Regions from separate parts of the Homo sapiens genome. Here region 2 is linked to region 1. A link is an interaction called in ENCODE POLR2A ChIA-PET data of the cell type or tissue named here. Cell type or tissue: Panc1. All regions are shown on one strand. Links, peaks and the distances in the headings refer to the core of each region. The heading gives the core; the rest is flanking DNA.

The links. Peaks named below come from ENCODE experiments on the same cell type or tissue, not always from the same donor. Only the 100,000 strongest peaks of a DNase experiment are listed, where the experiment ranks them.
Region 2: POLR2A ChIA-PET joins it to region 1 with 11 read pairs; 9 of 35 experiments call an interaction of 5 or more read pairs at or near these places.

The regions. Positions count from the first base shown.
Region 1 is chr19:40,011,618-40,021,030 of GRCh38, reverse strand. ZNF546 (zinc finger protein 546) reads right to left here. Exons shown (of 7, transcript NM_178544.5): 7 at 1-7,366. The coding sequence ends at 5,250. Among named protein-coding and RNA genes, the nearest start is that of ZNF546, 19 kb to the right of the region's middle. RefSeq lists an enhancer at 5,244-6,443. In Panc1, for the core only: no CTCF peak of the experiment used is centred there; no DNase peak of the experiment used is centred there.
Region 2 is chr19:39,955,922-39,965,334 of GRCh38, reverse strand. It overlaps LOC124904722 (a long non-coding RNA gene), which reads left to right and starts at 5,313. Exons shown (of 2, transcript XR_007067261.1): 1 at 5,313-5,467; 2 at 5,834-6,015. It overlaps LOC124904720 (a long non-coding RNA gene), which reads left to right. Exons shown (of 3, transcript XR_007067260.1): 3 at 103-1,077. RefSeq lists an enhancer at 4,994-5,803. In Panc1, for the core only: no CTCF peak of the experiment used is centred there; no DNase peak of the experiment used is centred there.

The sequences.
Region 1 (9,413 bases), core at 577-8,576:
AAGGATATTTATTGAAGTATATTTGAAATAGTGAAAACCTGTTAAAACATAAATACCAATGAAAGTTTAAATTCATTATAGTACGTTCAAATAAAAAATTGAGCCATCCTCATTAGTATAGTAGTGAGTATATAAAAACTAAACTGGGCCAGCAATTTATTGCAGAGGAATATGTGAGCAGCAGAGCAATATACAATTCACTTCCTTTCCCAGCATAGCTAAGCATCTGCCATTAGATCTGAATATTCTATCTTTAGGGTCACTCTTTTTTGGTTATGGCATTTCCAGTGTGGGCTCACATCCAAAATATTAGATATTCTGAATGAGACTTCCTTAGTAAAGTTTATCATGCACTAGATAAAATTAAGCAAATTTTCTTTACTGAAAGACTCAAATCTTTTGATTGATAGCCTGATAATAAGCACTTTTTTAAAAAAGGGATTTAGTATTCAAAACTTCACAAGGCTGTGTGCCCACAAACCAATTCTCAAGTTGCCATTAAGTACTACTGTTCCCAGAGATGTTCTTTTAGATATGTTGTGTTAAGGCACTGGTACTTTGGAGGAACAATCCACTGATACATTAACAATATTTTGCATTAATATACGTCTCAAAATACTCTGCTTTTTGTTACATCCAATTATTGTTATTTGTAAAAATAATTTGCAAATGTTGAGCAATGATATAATTAGATAGTAAATGACTTGTACAATGATATATTATGGCTGTCTTATTTGCATAAAATGGACCTGGAGTTGCAAATCATAATGGATCCATGAGATCACAGACATTTTGGTTGACAATGGACATTAGTCCAAGTTGAGGAAAGTGGTAGTATGGTAGTCTTAAAGAAATGAGTTACAATTATTTTTAAGGAAGAATTGAATTTCAACTGTATATATTCACGCAAACCCCTACATGCCATTAAATCTATATATTTTGGTGCAGATGCTTTTGTATTCTTACCGGGAAGGCTTTTCACAAAACTGCTTGATGACTGCCACCTGGTTGGAAGTATTGTCAGATGCCATAAATTGTAAGATACACCTTGATTTCAAATATGTGAAAAATTGTGCTCAGTGTTAAGCATTGAGGAAATTATCATATCCAATCTAAGCCACAATTTGGCCATTTAAAGCTAAGAAAAACTGAGAACATGGATCTTGAAGATACTTGGACTGGATCAGCTCTTCCTTTCCCATCATTAATTTGGAAAACTAGAACAGATCTATCCCTGGACAGTCCAAGTAAACAAATTATTTTGCTTAATTGCTTTACTAGGTTTTTGAATGAATGTGCTGATGGTTTAGAATTTCTGCTTTCTTCGTAATGACTCACCTACATTTTTGCCTTTTAAGAACTATCCTCATCTGTTGTATTATCAGGATTATAATATCAGTGTAGAAAGAGCTAGTGAAATTTTGATATTACTTCCTCCTTGAAATTTTCAATAAAACAAAAAATATCTCCTCCATCTGTACTTACATCCAATTCTCATTCACAATGCTGTAATTATCTTTTTCCTTTGATTAGCTATACTAAAATCAAGTATTAATATTTTTTCACAAAGCCTTAATAAGTCTATTTTATTTTCAAATTCATTAACTCCTTTTAATGATCCTCCCTTCTTTCTTATATTGACTTATTTTTCCCTTAGTTTCTTGAGTTTAATGCTTCTTCATTCTTTTAACAGTTTTATAAGTGATTACTATGTTAAAGAGACAGTATTAAGTCACTGGGAGTAGAGTGGTGAGCAGGAGAAACAAAGTGCTGGCCCTCAATATTTGTTTCCTGAATATATTAACAGGTTACTGATTTTTCACTGAGCACAGGTTTGGCCACATTCACAAATTCTGATCTTACCATTCATTTCTAAATTGTCCTTTATGGTTTCATTTTCTTTTTGATCTAGTGTCATTATATTATTGGAGATTTTAAATTTCCGAAATGCCAAAGTACTACTCTACAGATCGTTTACTAAATTAAAAGAAATATTTAGCTCTACAACAGAGAAACCTGGTGATTACCATATGAAGCAAGTATTTCAGTTACCTATCGCTGTGTGGCAAACTACTCCAAAACTTAGTGGCTTAAAACAGGCCATATTTTAAACGTAAATCTGCAATTTGGGCAGGCTCATGGGGGAAAGCTTTTCTCTGCTCCACTTAGCACCAGCTAGGATAGCCTGAAGGCTAAGGGTTAGAATCATCTGAAGGCTCATACCCTCATACACTTGGTGCTGGATCCCGGCTGTTACCTCAATTACAGCTGTAATCAGGACAGCTTTACTTAGCTTTTCTATGTGATTACTTGGCATCTTCATAGCATGGTGGCTGGGCTTCATCCCAAGTGGGTCAGGCAGAAGCTGTATTGCCTTTTATGACTTAGTCGTGGAAATCACAGTGTTATTCCTGCCATAAACACAGGCCCACCTGGCCAGATTCAAAAGGAAGGACCATGAGCTCTACCTCTTGGGGAGTGTTGGTATCACATTGTAAGATGAACATGCAGAATGGGATATATTGGTGTGGCCATCTTTGGAATGTATGTTCTGCTACACCAAGTGAATGAACTAAGGATACCATAGTGGTATAATGACATTGTATGCCACCTAATGGGTTACAAATTGAAATACAAAATTTCTCCCATTAAGTATTCTTGCCAAAATATTTAATCTGTCCCTAATTGGGTCTCTAATCCCAAATTCCAGTTAATGGGAAATACTGGGGATAAAAAAGCACATTTAAAAATACTTTGGGAAGGCCGGGTGCGGTGGCTCATGCCTGTAATCCCAGCACTTTGGGAGGCTGAGGCGGGCAGATCACCAGGTCAGGAGATCGAGACCGTCCTGGCTAACATGGTGAAACCCCGTCTCTACTAAAAATACAAAAAATTAGCCGGGCATGGTTGAAGGCGCCTGTAGTCCCAGCTACTGGGGAGGCTGAGGCAGAATTGCCTGAACCCGGGAGGCGGAGCTTGCAGTGAGCCAAGATCGCACCACTGCACTCCAGCCTGGGCGACAGAGACTCCATCTCAAAAAAAAAAAAAAAAAAAAAAAAAAAAAGTCAATGTTGCAATAAAGTTGTGGGGGGAAGGGCCATTCTTACTTTAAAAGAGACGAACAATGCACAAATGTAATTCATGAATTTGGTTCCTGAATTTAAAAATAACCTATGAAAAGCATTGTTTACACAAATGAAAAGAATGAACACAACTGAGAATATGAACACAGACTGAATATTACAGATTATGGAATTATTGCTAATCTCCTTAGGTGTGAAGTTACTGGGGGTCAAATCTTTTGGCTTCCCTGGGTTACACTGGAAGAAGAATTATCTTGGGCTACACATAAAATGTGCTAACAATGGCGGATGAGCTTAAAAAAAATCACAAAAAAAATCTCATGTTTTAAGACAGCTTACAAATTTCTGTTGGACTGCATTCAAAGCTGCCCTGGGGCACAGACAGGTTGGACAATTGTTATATAGCAATTAAGTAGGAGGCAGCCTTTATTCTTAGATGTGATGTGTTATAGTATCTGCAATTTATACTCAAATACTACAGCAAAATATGTAAATATTATGTATAAGCAAACCAAATGTGACAACATATTAACAATTGCTGAATCTAGATAGAACATAACTGTTCATTATTCTTTTAAGTTTTCCAAATGGATAGTGGCTGTTTTTAATTTATCATTGTGGGCAGAAAAAGCGACTGACATACCTGCTTTTTGGGTTATAAAAAGAAAAAAGCATTACAGCTATCCCTGAGTCTTCAAAACTTTACTCTCATAATCTTCACACCCATCAAATCTAGAGATTTCTTTCTCACATTAATTTTCAGAGATAGGTTCTGACTTTATAAATGGAAGTTTAATCTATTTTACTGGATATTATCTCCAGTTAATTATTCCAATCTAAATAAGGAGTGAAAGGTAATGGACAGTTTTTACAAATTTCTTACACCCACAGGGCCTTCCTCTCACATGAATGTACTAAATGTATCCCCAATGAAAAAAATAAAGCAATATTTATTGATAAAATGCTGTGTGCCAAATACTCTTTTAAAGGTTTTATCTTTTATTAGCATTTCATCCTCACAAAAATACTATTAGGTGGTACTGTTATTACCATTTTAAAAACCAAGGCACAGGGGCATGTTTTGCCAAACACCACATAGGCAGAGGTGGAATTATGAGAATTATATTATTTATATATATCATAAAGATAGGCCAAGGCTGGTCTTTCCCATGTTCATTACATTAACAGAATCATTTTCCGTTACAGTGCTATATAAAGTGTGGTCCATGTGTTGACACTGGCCCACAAATTGTTTGCTTCTGGTCTCTGCAAAAGTTATAGATACCAAGAGCAAGTATTTAGAAATGTTTGCAGCAATCTGACAGAGTTAACTCAGTTAAATACCATAATAAAAAACTGGGGCTTTTATTTTGTATGTCTGTTTTTTTCTTTTCATTTTTCTGGTAATCTATTTATTTATTTATTTAAGAGACAGAGTCTTGCTCTGTTGCCCAAGCTAGAGTGCAGTGGTGCGATCTCAGCTCACTGCAACCTCTGCCACTTAGGTTCATGCAATTTTCCTGCCTCAGCCTCCTGAGTAGCTGGGATTACAGGCACCCCCCACAATGCCTAGCTAATTTGTGTATTTTAGTAGAGAAGGGGTTTCACCATGTTGGCCAGGCTGGTCTTGAACTCCTGACCTCAGGTGATCTGCTCACCTGGGCCTCCCATAGTGCTGGGATTACAGGTGTGAGCCACTGTGCCTGGCCCGCATTTTATTTATTTATTTAGAGACAGGATCTCACTCTGTCACCAAGCTGGAGTGCAGTGGCACAATCATGGCTCACTAAAGCCATGAGGCAGGGTCTCACTATGTTGCCCAGGCTGGTTTCGAACTCCTGTCTTTCCACAGTGCTGGGATTACAGGTGTGAGCCACTTCACCTGGCCCATTATTATTGCATTTTAGAGAAGCACTGTTCAACAACAGTTTGTAGGGGAAAAGGCCCTTGATGGTTTGGGATGCAGTGCATCAGTATCAATCTTCTAAAGTCTAACAGGGACTGAGTGATGCTATAGTCTTTCGACTCTTTAACATACGAAATAATTTCTGATAAATTGTGAGCATGAAGTAAAAGGGATTCCCACATGTTCCGTAACAAACAGAAAATTTCTTAAATTACAAATTCTCTGCTAAAGGGCATTTTCTAAAGGCCATCGTATTCTCTTTACATTATGCATAGGACTTCCTCACTAATATGATTTCTCTGATGTAAAGTAAGTTGATCACTACGAATAAAGGCTTTTCCACATTCTTTACATTGATAGGGTTTTTCACCAGTATGAATTCTGTGATGTCGAGTAAGTTCTGAATTAACACTGAAGGCTTTCCCACATTCTTTACATTTATAGGGTTTCTCACCCGTGTGAACTATGTGATGTCGAGTAAGTTCTGCTTGAAGACGAAAGGCATTCCCACATTCTTTACAGCTATAAGGTTTCTCACCAGTATGAAGTCTAAAATGTTGAGTAAGATGATACCGACGACTAAAGGTCTTTCCACATTCCTTACATTCATATGGAAGCTCACCAGTGTGAATTCTTTGATGTAATGTAAGTCGATAACTGCAAATAAAAGCATTCCCACATTCATTACATATGTAGGGCTTCTCACCAGTATGGCCTCTGTGATGTTGAGTAAGATGATAGTGCCGACTAAACGTCTTCCCACATTCCGTACATTCGTAGGGTTTCTCACCAGTATGAATTCTGTGATGTTGCGTGAGATGAGTGCTACGAATAAAGGCCTTCCCACATTCTGTACATTTATAGGGTTTTTCACCAGTATGAATTCTGTGATGCTGAGTAAGTTCTGTTTGAAATCGAAAGGCTTTCCCACATTCATTACATATGTAGGGTTTTTCACCAGTATGAATTTTAAAATGTTGAGTAAGATTATAGCGACGACTAAAAATCTTCCCACATTCTTTACATATGTAGGTGCTCTCACTGGTGTGAATTCGCTGGTGTGAAATAAATTGATTGCTATGAATAAAAGCCTTCCCACATTCCTTACATTCATAGGGTTTCTCACATGTATGAATTCTGTGATGTCGGGTAAGTTCTCCTTGAAGACGAAAGGCTTTTCCACATTCGTTACATATGTAGGGTTTCTCACCAGTATGAATTCTGTAGTGTTGAGTGAGATGATAGCGACTACTGAAGGTTTTTCCACATTCCTTACATTCATAGGGAATCTCACCGGTGTGAGTTCTCAGATGTAAAGTAAGTTGATAACCACAAATAAAGGCCTTCCCACATTCCTTACATTCATAGGGTTTCTCACCAGTATGAGTTCTATGATGCCGAGTAAGTTCCGTTTGAAGACGAAAGGCTTTTCCACATTCTCTACATTCATAGGGTTTCTCACCAGTATGAATTCTACGATGTCGAGCAAGTTCTGCATGAAAACTAAAGGACTTACCACATTCTTTACATTCGTAGGGTTTTTCACCAGTATGAATTTTCTGATGTTGAACAAGGTATGAGCCATGACTAAAGGCCTTCCCACATTCATTACATTTATAGGGTTTGACACCAGTATGAATTTTCTGATGTTGACTAATATGTCGTTGTACCCTAAAGGTCTTGCCACAAACCTTACATTCATAAGGCCTCTCACCAGTATGAATTCTTTGATGTTCAGTTAGTTGATAATGAAGTCTAAAGGCCTTCCCACATTCTTTACATTCATAAGGTCTCTCTCCAGCATGAATTGTCTGATGTACTCTAAGGTCTCTAACACGACTAAAGGCTTTCCCACATTCCTTACACTCGTAGGGTTTCACACCAGAATGTATTCTCTGATGTTCAGTAAGGTGATAATGAAGTCTAAAGGCCTTCCCACATTCTTTACATTCATAGGGTCTCTCCCCAGCATGGATTGTGTGATGTACTCTAAGGTCTCCCACTCGACAAAAGGCCTTTCCACATTCCATACATTTATAGGGTCTCTCACCAGTGTGAATTCTCAGATGTTGAATAAGGTATGACTGTTGTCTAAAGGCCTTTCTACATTCCTTACATTCATATGATTTCTCTCTAGCATGAATTTTTGGATGTAGAGGATGAGATATTTGTTTTTGGATTAGCATTTGACTAACGCATCCCATCTGATGTCTCTCTTGTCTCTCAAATTCATGTTTACACTGCAAACCATTTCTGAAAATGGTGTCCTCATGGATGGTGTTTTTACTTTTTTCCCCTGTCTGCAATTGAGATAAATAGATTTTGCAAACATTCTTTTCTGAAAGCAAATTCTTGGTAATATACTTGTATTCCAAATCTGCAAAAAAAAAAAAAAAAAAAAGCAAAGAGTAAACAAATGCTATAATGCTATTTTTCTGTGTTGGGGCAGGGATGGGGGTTGTACCTCATAGTAGAAATAAAAGATAAACAGAAATAACATACATTAGAAATAAATGGTTTAGAGCAGGATTCAACAAACTTCTTCTTTAAAAGACCAGATAGTGAAGGTGTTAGGCCTTGGGAGGCATATGGTCTCTGTCACAATTACTTAGCTCTGTTATTACAGCACAAAAGTAGCCACAGATGATAATAAGTGTGGCTGTGTTATAATAACACTTGACTTATGGACACTGAAATTTAAATTTCAAAAAGTGTTTACATGAAACAAAATCTTGATTTTTTCAACCATTAAAAAAATGGAAAAAACAGTTGTAACTTAAGAGCCATGCAAAAACAGGCAGTGAGCTATTTGGCTCATGGGCTATAGTTTGCTGGTTCCTGGCTTAGAGAACTCTAAATTATTGTAGTGCAATTTAAAAGAAGGCAAAATACCTCAGAAAATGATGTGACTTTTAAGAATTGTAAAATAGGCCGGGTGCGGTGGCTCGTGCCTGTAATCCCAGCACTTTGGGAGGCTGAGGCAGGTGGATCATGAAGTCAGGAGATCGAGACCATCCCGGCTAACATGGTGAAACCCCGTCTCTACTAAAAATACAAAAAATTAGCCAGGCGTGGTGGCGGGTGCCTGTAGTCCCAGCTACTCGGGAGGCTGAGGCAGGAGAATGGCGTGAACCCAGGAGGTGGAGCTTGCAGTGAGCCAAGATTGTGCCACTGCACTCCAGGCTGGGTGACAAAGCGAGACTCTGTCTCAAAAAAAAAAAAAAAGAATGGTAAAATAGGTGAATAGGATAATAGGGTAAATCAGTGATCCGCTTATTTAGGATGGATTTAGGGAAATTTCTTACATATACTGTTCTTCAGGCACCAAACCAGACAAAATCAAAATCTATAGGAGCAAGTCCTGGATATGTGCATTTAAAATCTTTTTCATCAAATGGCTTTGATGGAGATCATTTTGAAAATCTGTACCTAATTCTTTTCCCTTTAGAATAGAGTTTCTCGTTCCCCCTAGAATAAAACCCAAACATATTACCATTGATAAAAACCCCTTTCTTATTTGGAAGACCTCTGCAAACCACCTCTGTAAATATTACAAACAAGTCACTGAGAGGGCAGCTAAGTATAATAACTTAATTTCCCCAAATTACAACATAGTTATGAATATATCTCCCTGATTCCAATCTCATCCTAGTACAGCAATTAAATATGCTCTTTCCTGGATCACTTCCCTTCTGAAAGGGAACAAAGATACATCCAAAATTGCTCAATCAAAAGTATAAATGGAAAAGTCATTTTTGTATTTCATCATTTTCCAATTACCTATTGTTACCTTGAACATTAGGCATCTCCAAAACTGTTTACATTTGCCCTGTGTGTGTGGCTACTGTTCCTTCTCTTTGTCTCTGTCCCAACTCAAGTACTGAGATATTTTATTTGGTGAGCATCAGTTGTTTTATCATTACTCATTCACAGATCCTCAAACTCATTGCTAGTCAAGAATTACACTGCAGGTCCTGGCTAGTAGAGTAAGGCAAGGTGAAGAACACAGGCTTTAGAAAGGAGAAAAATAAACGCCTTTATTCTCAGATGTAGTAGGTTGAATTGTGGCCCCCAGAAAAGACATGTTCCTAACTCCCAGTGCCTGTGAATGTGACCTAATATGGAAAAAGGGTGGGCCCTAAATCCAATAACAGGTGTACTTATAAGAGCGAGGCATAGGGAGATCAAGAGAGGGTGCCATGAAGATGGAGGCAGAGACTGCAGTGATGCGTCTGCAAGCCAAGGAATGCCAAGAATGGCCAGTAACTACTATTCTTTTCATAAATTGTTGGATTCAAATGGCTAAAACTTAGTCTAGAATTTTTGCATTTGTGTACATGAAAGATACTGACTTATAGATTTCTTTTCTTATAATGCCTTTGTCTGGTTTTGGTATCAGGGTAATGCTGGACTTGAAGAGTGAG
Region 2 (9,413 bases), core at 899-8,898, 56 kb after region 1:
AAAATCAGTTGATTATGCATGTGTGTACATCTATCTGTGGACTCTTGATTCTGTTCTGTTGATCTAATTTTCTTTCTTTTTTCTTTTTTTTTTTTTTTAAAGATGGAGTCTCACTCTGTTGTCAGGCTGGAGTGCAGTGGCACAATCTCGGCTCACTGCAACCTCCGCCTCCCGGTTTCAAGAGATTCTCCAGCCTCAGGCTCCCGAGTAGCTGAGACTATAGGCGTGCGCCACCACACCCGGCTAATTTTTGTATTTTTAATAGAGACGGGGTTTCACCATATTGGCTAGGCCTGTTGGCTAGGATGTTCTTGATCTCCTGACCTCGTGATCCCCCAACCTGAGCCTCCCAAAGTGCTGGGATTACAGGCGTGAGCCACCGCACCCGGCCAGCATTAAATCTTATAATCTATGAACCTGGTATATCTCCCTATTTATTTATTTATTTATTTATTTATTTAATTTATATTTTGAGAGGGAGTCTCGCTCTTTCACCCAAGCCAGAGTGCAGTGGCGCTATCTCGGCTCACTGCAAGCTCTGCCTCCCAGGTTCACGCCATTCTCCTGCCTCAGCCTCCCGAGTAGCTGGGACTACAGGCGCCCACCACCGCACCTGGCTAATTTTTTGTATTTTTAGTAGAGACGGGGTTTCACCGTGTTTGCCAGGATGGTCTCGATCTCCTGACCTCGTGATCCGCCTGCCTCGGCCTCCCAAAGTGCTGGGATTACAGGCGTGAGCCACCAACGCCCGGCAATCTCCCAATTTATTTAGCCATTCCTTAACTTCTACCAGCAATGTTTTTTAGTTTTCAGTGTATAGGTCTTGTAAATCTTTTGTCAGGTTATCCCTATGTATTTCATATTTTATGATATTATAAATGTTATTAAAATTTTTTAAATTTCTGATTTTTGTTTCCTTATGCTTAAAAATATGATTGACTTTTGCACATTATTCTGTGATCTTGTAAAAATCATTTATTAGTTTTAGGAGTTTCTGTAGATTTCCTGGAGTTTTTTTTGTGACAACTATGTCATTAGTGAATAAAGACAGTTTTATTTTTCTTCCTTTTCAATCGACATTACTTTTGTTTCCTTTTCCTACTTATTACATCGGCCAGGACTTTCAGTACAATATTGACTAGGAGTGGTGAATGCAAACATTCTTTTCTTTGTTCTCAATCTTTGGTGGAAAGCATTTAGACTTCTAACATTAAGTGTCTTTCAAAATGCCCTTTTAGCAGATTAAGGAAGTTTCTTTCTCTTCTTAGTTTGCTGAGTTGGTTTTTTTTTTTTAAACCCTGAATGGATGTTCACTTTTTTTTTTTTGAAATGAACCCTTGCTCTGTCACCTAGGATGGAGTACAGTGGTGCCATCTTGGCTAACTGCAGCCTTCGCCTCCTAGGTTCAAGCAATTCTCCTGCCTCAGCCTCCTGAGTAGCTGGGATTACAGGTGCCTCCTACCACACCCGGCTAGTTTTGCATTTTTAGTATAGAGACAGGGTTTCACAATGTTAGTTAGGCTGGTCTCAAACTCCTGACCTCAGGTGATCTGCCTGCCTCAGCCTCCCAAAGTGCTGGGATTACAGGTGTGTGCCACCACGCCCTGCTAGATGTTCACTTTTGTCAAGAAAATTTTGAACAGACCTTGTATTCCCAGGATAAGCCCTACTTGACCATGATGAATTGTCCTTTTTATATTGCTAGATTCAATTTGCTAATATGAGGGATACTGATTTATAGTGTTCTTTCATTGTAGTGTCTTTGGCTTCTGGTATCAAGGCAATGCTAGCCTCATAAAACAAATTGGAAAGTATTTCTCCTCTTATATTTTCTGAAAGAGAATTTTTTAGAATTCATGTTATTTCTTTCAATAATACTTGATAACATTCTCCAATAAAACTGGGCCTAGAGATTTTCGGGGGAAGATATTTAACTATAAATTTAATTTCTTTAATAGTTCTAAGACCTCTTTATCTTGTTCATCTTTGGTGAATTGTGGTAGTTTGTATCTTTCAAGGGACTGATCTATTACATGTAAGTTGTAAAATTTATAGATACTGTAGTGATATCTCTTCTATCATTCCTAATATAGGTAATTTTTGTCTTCTCTGTTTTTTTCTTGGTTCGTCTGGTTAGAGGTTTATTAGTTGTATTGACCTTTCATAAGGAAAATTTTTGGTTTCATTGATTTTTCCTGTTTTTAATTTCATTGATTTCTGCTCTTTATTTTCTTTTTCCTTCAGTGCTTTGGATTTCATTTACTTTTCTTTTTCTACAATATTAACGTGGAGGGTTAGATTTGAGATTTTCTTTCATGACATATGTGTTTGCTAATATAAATTTACCCCCTAAAAACTGCCTTAATTGCTTACATACATTTTGTTATATTTTATTTTCATTAAGTGAAAAATATTTTCTATTTCTTCTTAATACTTCTTCTTTGACTCCTGGATTATTTAGAAGTGAGTGATTAATTTCCAAATATTTGGGCATCTCCTAGACATCTTTCTGTTAATTGATTTCTACTTTAATTCTATTATGGTCAGAGAAGAGTAGCATTGTTTTGCATTTTTGCAAATCTCTTTAATGTCCAGCTTGATGGAAAACAACTGGATCTTAATGTCTGCTTTTTTTTCTGCTTTTTTTTTTTTTGAGACAGAGTCTCACTCTGTCCCCCAGGCTGGAGTGCAATGGCACGATCTTGGCTTGCTGCAACCTCTGCCTCTCAGGTTCAAGTGATTCTCCTGCCTCAGCCTCCCACGTAGCTGGGATTACAGGTGCGAGCCACTGCGCCCGGCTAGTGTTTTGTATTTTTAGTGGAGACGGGGTTTCGCCATCTTGGCCGGGCTGGTCTTGAACTCCTGACTTCAGGCAATCCTCCTGCCTCGGCCTCCCAAAGTGCTGGGATTACAGGCGTGAGCCACTGCGCCTGGCCAATGTCTGCTTTTGCATTCAATGTGCTGTGATAGTTTGTTTCGGTTAACGTATACCAAAAAAAATGTAGCCACACATATATAAGTAGTGGTAATATGGAAGTATATTTAATCTGCCACCATGAGCTTGACAGCTTCCCAAATGCTTATTGCCTTTCAGATTAGAATGATGTGGATATCTATGACTATAATTTTTCAGTATTTTATAACAAATGTTTCAACATTTGGAAAGCTGTATAACTCACTGCACCAATATTTTCCAAATTCCTGTTGCATGATGCTATAAAACTATGAATGGGTAAAAGATCCATGCAAAGTGCAATATAGACCAAGGGATTTTACTGTAATAGCATGGAAATAATTCACTGATATCGTTTCAGACACCATATTGCAACTAACCTTTAAGATACTTCCACTTGTAGAGTTTTGGTGTAATATTAAAACAAGAAGATTCCATTAATCTGATGATTATTAGCTAAATTGATTTGGGGCAAGGGCCAGTAGTCTTACTTACCATTGTTTTTGCACTATCAGTGCAAATATTAAGAGTGAAAAATTTGAATAACATCTTAGTATTATTATAAAAATAGTTTTGACCTCAGGGACCCTCTGAAGGGATCAGGGACATGCAAGGGTCTGCAGTCCCACTTTGAAAACTTCTCTACTAAGGAAAAAGAGAAAAGTCCAGTGTTTTCCTGCAGGAATTAGAAAGGTAGAGCATTGGTCCAGCCAGGAGGTTAGAGCCAAGGTGAGACCTGAAGGACAAGTACTAATTAGCTAAGAAAGGTGAGGAGAGCCAGGCGTGGTGGCTCATGCCTGTAATACCAGCATTTTGGGAGGCTGAGGTGAGCGGATCACGAGGTCAGGAGATCGAGACCATCCTGGCCAACATGGTAAAACCCCCATCTCTACTAAAAATTCAGAAAATTAGCTGGGCATGCTGGTGCACCCCTGTAATCCCAGCTACTCAGGAGGCTGAAGCAGGAGAATTGCTTGAACCCGGGAGGCAGAGGTTGCAGTGAGCTGAGATTGCGCCACTGCACTCCAGCCTGGGTGACAGAGTGAGACTCCAACTCAAAAAAGAAAAAAAAAAAAAAGAAAGAAAAAAAAACAAAGGCGAGGAGAAAGACATTCCAGACTTTAAAAAAGCAACCCAAGTGGGAGTATGTGTGGGAGACATGTAGGGTGAGAACAGGAGTTTTGGGTTGAGATAGGAGAGGAAGGCTTGAATTATAGGAAGTCTTGAATGTCACCTAAGGAGCTTACAATTTGTCCTGAGGGCAAGGGACAACCCGTGAAGGGTTTTAAGTGGCAGGGAGTGGGGGATTGGGGGAATGACTTAACAAGATTTGTGTTTGTTTAGGATGATCATGCTTACTGTGATGTAGATAGAGACTCAAAAGGATAAGACTCAGCAAAAAAACCCAGAAAGCTGTTGGAATAATCCAGTTGAGAGGTGGTTGCCAGAATCACTTGTAAAATGGTTGTGGATTTAGAAATAGATTGTTTTGAGAGATATAAAGAACATATAAGCAATGAGATTAAGAGAGTAATTAGAGCCGGGTGCAGTGGCTCATGCCTGTAATCCCAGCACTTTGGGAGGCCGAGGCAGGCAGATCACCAGAGGTCGGGAGTTCAAAACCACCTGACCAACATGGAGAAACCCCGTCTCTACTAAAAATACAAAATTAGCTGGGCATGGTGGTGAATGCCTGTAATCCCAGCTACTCTGGAGGCTGAGGCAGGAGAATCACTTGAACTCGGGAGGCAGAGGTTGTGGTGAGCCGAGATCGTGCCATTACACTCCAGCCTGGGCAACAAGAGAGAAACTCTGTCTCAAAAAAAAAAAAAAAAAAAAAAAAAAAAGAATAATTAGAAAGAAGGGTGAAAGGAAAAAAGAGGAACCCAGGATGACACTCCTAGCTTGGACTGCTGGATGATGGCATAGTGTTTGACTAGAATCTAGACATAGGAGGAGGGGCATATTGGAAGGAGAGCAATGAGGTTGAGCTAAGGTACCTGTGGGACATTCGAGTGGAAATTTTCCATAGTCAAATGGGTACATAGGACTGGAGGTGACGTACTTTCTGATTCCATTTGTATGACATTCTTGAAAACACAAGATTAAAGGAACAGAGACGAGGTCACTGGTTTCCAGGGGTTGGTGGGGAGGGATACTACAAAAGGACAGCATGAGAGAAGTTTTGGGGTGATGAAACTGTATCTTGATTGTGGAGGTGTGGGGAAAAGAAAGAGAGATCAGATTGTTACTGTGTCTGTGTAGAAAGAAGTAGACATAGGAGACTCCATTTTGTTCTGTAATCTGTAACCTTACCGCCAACCCTGTGCTCCCTGAAACACGTGCTGTGTCAACTCAGGGTTAAATGGATTAAGGGCTGTGCAGGATGTGCTTTGTTAAACAGATGCTTGAAGGCAGCATCCTCCCTAAGAATCATCACCACTCCCTAATCTCAAGTACCCAGGGACACAAACACTGCGGAAGGCCGCAGGGACCTCTGCCTAGGAAAGCCAGGTATTGTCCAAGGTTTCTCCCCATGTGATAGTCTGAAATACAGCCTCGTGGGAAGGGAAAGACCTGACCGTCCCCCAGCCCGACACCCGTAAAGGGTCTGTGCTGAGGAGGATTAGTAAAAGAGGAAGGAACGCCTCTTTGCAGTTGAGACAAGAGGAAGGCATCTGTCTCCTGCCCGTCCCTGGGCAATGGAATGTCTCGTGTAAAACCTGATTGTATATTCCATCTACTAAGATAGGGGAAAACCGCCTTAGGGCTGGAGGTGGGACATGCGGGCAGCAATACTGTTCTTTAAGGCATTGAGATGTTTTTATGTACACATATCTAAAGCACAGCACTTAATTCTTTACCTTGTCTACGATGCAGAGACCTTCGTTCAAGTGTTTATCTGCCGACCTTCTCTCCACTATTATCCTATGACGCTGCCACATCCCCCTCTCCGAGAAACACCCAAGAATGATCAATAAATACTAAGGGAACCCAGAGGCCGGTGGAGCCTCCGTATGCTGAACGCCAGTTCCCTGGGCCCCCTTTATTCTTTGTCTGTACTTTGTCTCTGTGTCTCTTTCTTTTCCAAGTCTCTCATTCCACCTAACGAGAAACACCCAGAGGTGTGGAGGGGCAACCTACCCCTTCATGGAGGTGGTTACACAAATCTATACATATCAATTTTACTGTTTTTTTTTTTTTTTTGAGACAGGATGTCTCTGTTGCCCAGGCTGGCGTGCAGTGGCACAATCTCAGCTCACTGCAACCTCCACCTCCCAGGCTCAAGTGATCCTCCCACCTTTCATGCATGTCTGTGTGAAGAGACTACTAAACAGGCTTTGTGTGAGAATAAAAGCTTTTAATCACCTGGGTGCAGGTGGGCTGAGTCCGAAAAGAGAGTCAGCCTTCTTGTCTCCAATGATTTGAGATGCAACCTTTATCATATACTAAATATCTATATGCATTTGGGTCTGCTCTGGATTCTCTATTCTGTTCCTTCATTCTGTGGTATTCATGTGCTAATACCACACTGTTTTCATTAGAGGTTTTCTGTTTTAATATCTAGTCAGGTCGGCCAGGCGCGGTGGCTCATGCCTGTAATCCCAGCACTTTGGGAGGCTGAGGCATGTGGATCACGAGGTCAGGACCTCAAGACCAGTCTGGCCAACATGGTGAAACCCCGTGTCTACTAAAAATACAAAAATTAGCTGGGCATGGTGGCACGCATCTGTAATCCCAGCTGCTCGGGATTACAAAAAACAAGAACAGCTAAGAAAGTTCTGAAAAACTCAGGAGGCTGAGGCAAGAGAATCACTTGAACCCAGGAGGCAGAGGTTGCAGTGAGCTGAGATTGTGCCACTGCACTCCAGGCTAGCGATATATATATATATATATATATATATATATATATATATATATTTATATATATGTAGTCAGGTCAGTGGTGCCTCCCTACTCTGGGAGATAGGGTGGGGGCAAAGGGAGATAGGGGTGGGGCCATTTTATAAGATTTGGGTAGGTAAAGGAAAATTACAGTCAAAGGGGTTTTGTTCTCTGGCAGGCAGGAGTGGGGGTCGCAAGGTGCTCAGTGGGGGAGCTTTTTGAGCCAGGATGAGCCAGGAAAAGGACTTTCACAAGGTAATGTCATCACTTAAGGCAAGGACCAGCCATTTTCACTTCTTTTGTGGTGGAATGCCATCAGTTAAGGCGGGGCAGGACATTTTCACTTCTTTTGTGATTCTTCAGTTATTTCAGGCCATCTGGGCTTATACGTGCAAGTCACAGAGGATGCGATGGCTTAGCTTAGGCTCAGAGGCCTGACACCACCTCAGCCTTCCGAGTAGCTGGAACTACAGGTGCACACCACCATGCCTAGCTGATTTTTTGTAGAGATGGGGTTTCACCATGTTGCCTAGGCTGGTCTTGAACTCCTGGACTCAAGTAATTCTCCTGCCTCAGCCTCCCAAAGTTCTGGGATTACAGGCGTGAGCCACCACACCCGGCCTATTTTGCTTTTTTTTTTTTTTTTTTTTTTAAAGATAAACGTGAATAGTGTCTGCTTTTCTATTATTCACAAAGGTAAACATGAACATATATAGATGGAAGGGCAATGGTTTTGGATAGGAGACTCACATAATAAAAATATCTCTCAAAAAGTTAGTTTAAAAATGTAATGCAATCCCTCCAAAAATATCATCAGGTTTTTATCTAGAATTAGAGAAGTTATTGTAAAACTTATTTGGGAGAATGAGAAAAACAAGAACAGCTAAGAAAATTCTGAAAAAGACCAGAGTAGGGAGGCACCACTGACCTGACTACACATATATATATATATATCGCTAGCCTAGAGTGCAGTGGCACAATCTCAGCTCACTGCAACCTCTGCCTCCTGGGTTCAAGTGATTCTCTTGCCTCAGCCTCCTGAGTTTTTCAGAACTTTCTTAGCTGTTCTTGTTTTTTGTAATCCCGAGCAGCTGGGATTACAGATGCGTGCCACCATGCCCAGCTAATTTTTGTATTTTTAGTAGACACGGGGTTTCACCATGTTGGCCAGACTGGTCTTGAGGTCCTGACCTCGTGATCCACATGCCTCAGCCTCCCAAAGTGCTGGGATTACAGGCATGAGCCACCGCGCCTGGCCGACCTGACTAGATATTAAAACAGAAAACCTCTAATGAAAACAGTGTGGTATTAGCACATGAATACCACAGAATGAAGGAACAGAATAGAGAATCCAGAGCAGACCCAAATGCATATAGATATTTAGTATATGATAAAGGTTGCATCTCAAATCATTGGAGACAAGAAGGACTTTTTAATCAGTGATACTGGAGTAAGCTGACAACTCTATGGAAGAATATAAAATTAAACCCATTCCTCAAACCACACAGCAGGACAAATGTGAAAAGGTCAGAGATCTAAATTTTAAAATGTGAAACCCTGTAACTACTAAATGTGAATGAATTTATTCATTTAGGTTTTAAGTTGAGACAGGGTCTGGCTCTACTGTCCAGGCTGGAGTGCAGTGGCATGATCTCGGCTCATTGCAACCTCTGCCCCTTTGGTTCAAGCAATTCTCCTACCTCAGCCTCCTGAATAGCTGGGACTACAGGCACACACCTGCACAACTGGCTAATTTTTGTAATTCTTTGGTAGAGATAGAACTTCCCAATTTTACCCAGGCTGGTCTCGAACTCCTGGGCTCAAGCAATCCTCCTGCCTTGACCTCCCAAAGTGCTGGGATTACAAGCATGAGCCACTGTGCCCGGCCAATGAATTTCTTTATAACCTGGCAGTGGTCAATTTTTTTTGCTACCTGATTCAAATTACAGAAGCAATAAAAGAAAGGACTGATACATTTGACTACATAATAATTACAATTTTATGCATGACAAAAACACAACAAGGTAAGAAAACAAAAGAACAGAATTCATAGAAAATGCAAACCCTTAAATGAACAAATGATTTATCTCATGATACTACAAATGCAACATAAAACTGTATCGAGATACCATTTCTCACCTATCAGATTGATAACATACTCTTGCCAAGGTTGTGGGAAAATTGGCACTCTCACATTGCTAGTGGGAATGAAAAATAGTACGTGCCTGCCTGGCGTGGTGGCTCATGGGCCAGGCACAGTGGCTCATGCCTGTAATCCCAGCGCTTTGGGAGGCTGAGGTGGGCGGATCACCTGAGGTCAGGAGTTCAAAACCATCCTGACCAACATGGAGAAACTCCATTTCTACTAAAAATGCAAAATTAGCCGGGCGTGATGGCACATGCCTGTAATCTCAGCTACTCGGGAGGCTGAGGCAGGAGAATTGCTTGAACCCAGGAGGCAGAGGTTGCGGTGAGCCAAGATCGTGCCATTGTATTCCAGCCTGGACAACAAGAGTGAAACTCCGTCTCAAAAAAAAAAAAGTCAAGTAAAAAAAGTAAAATAAAGAACAGTGTG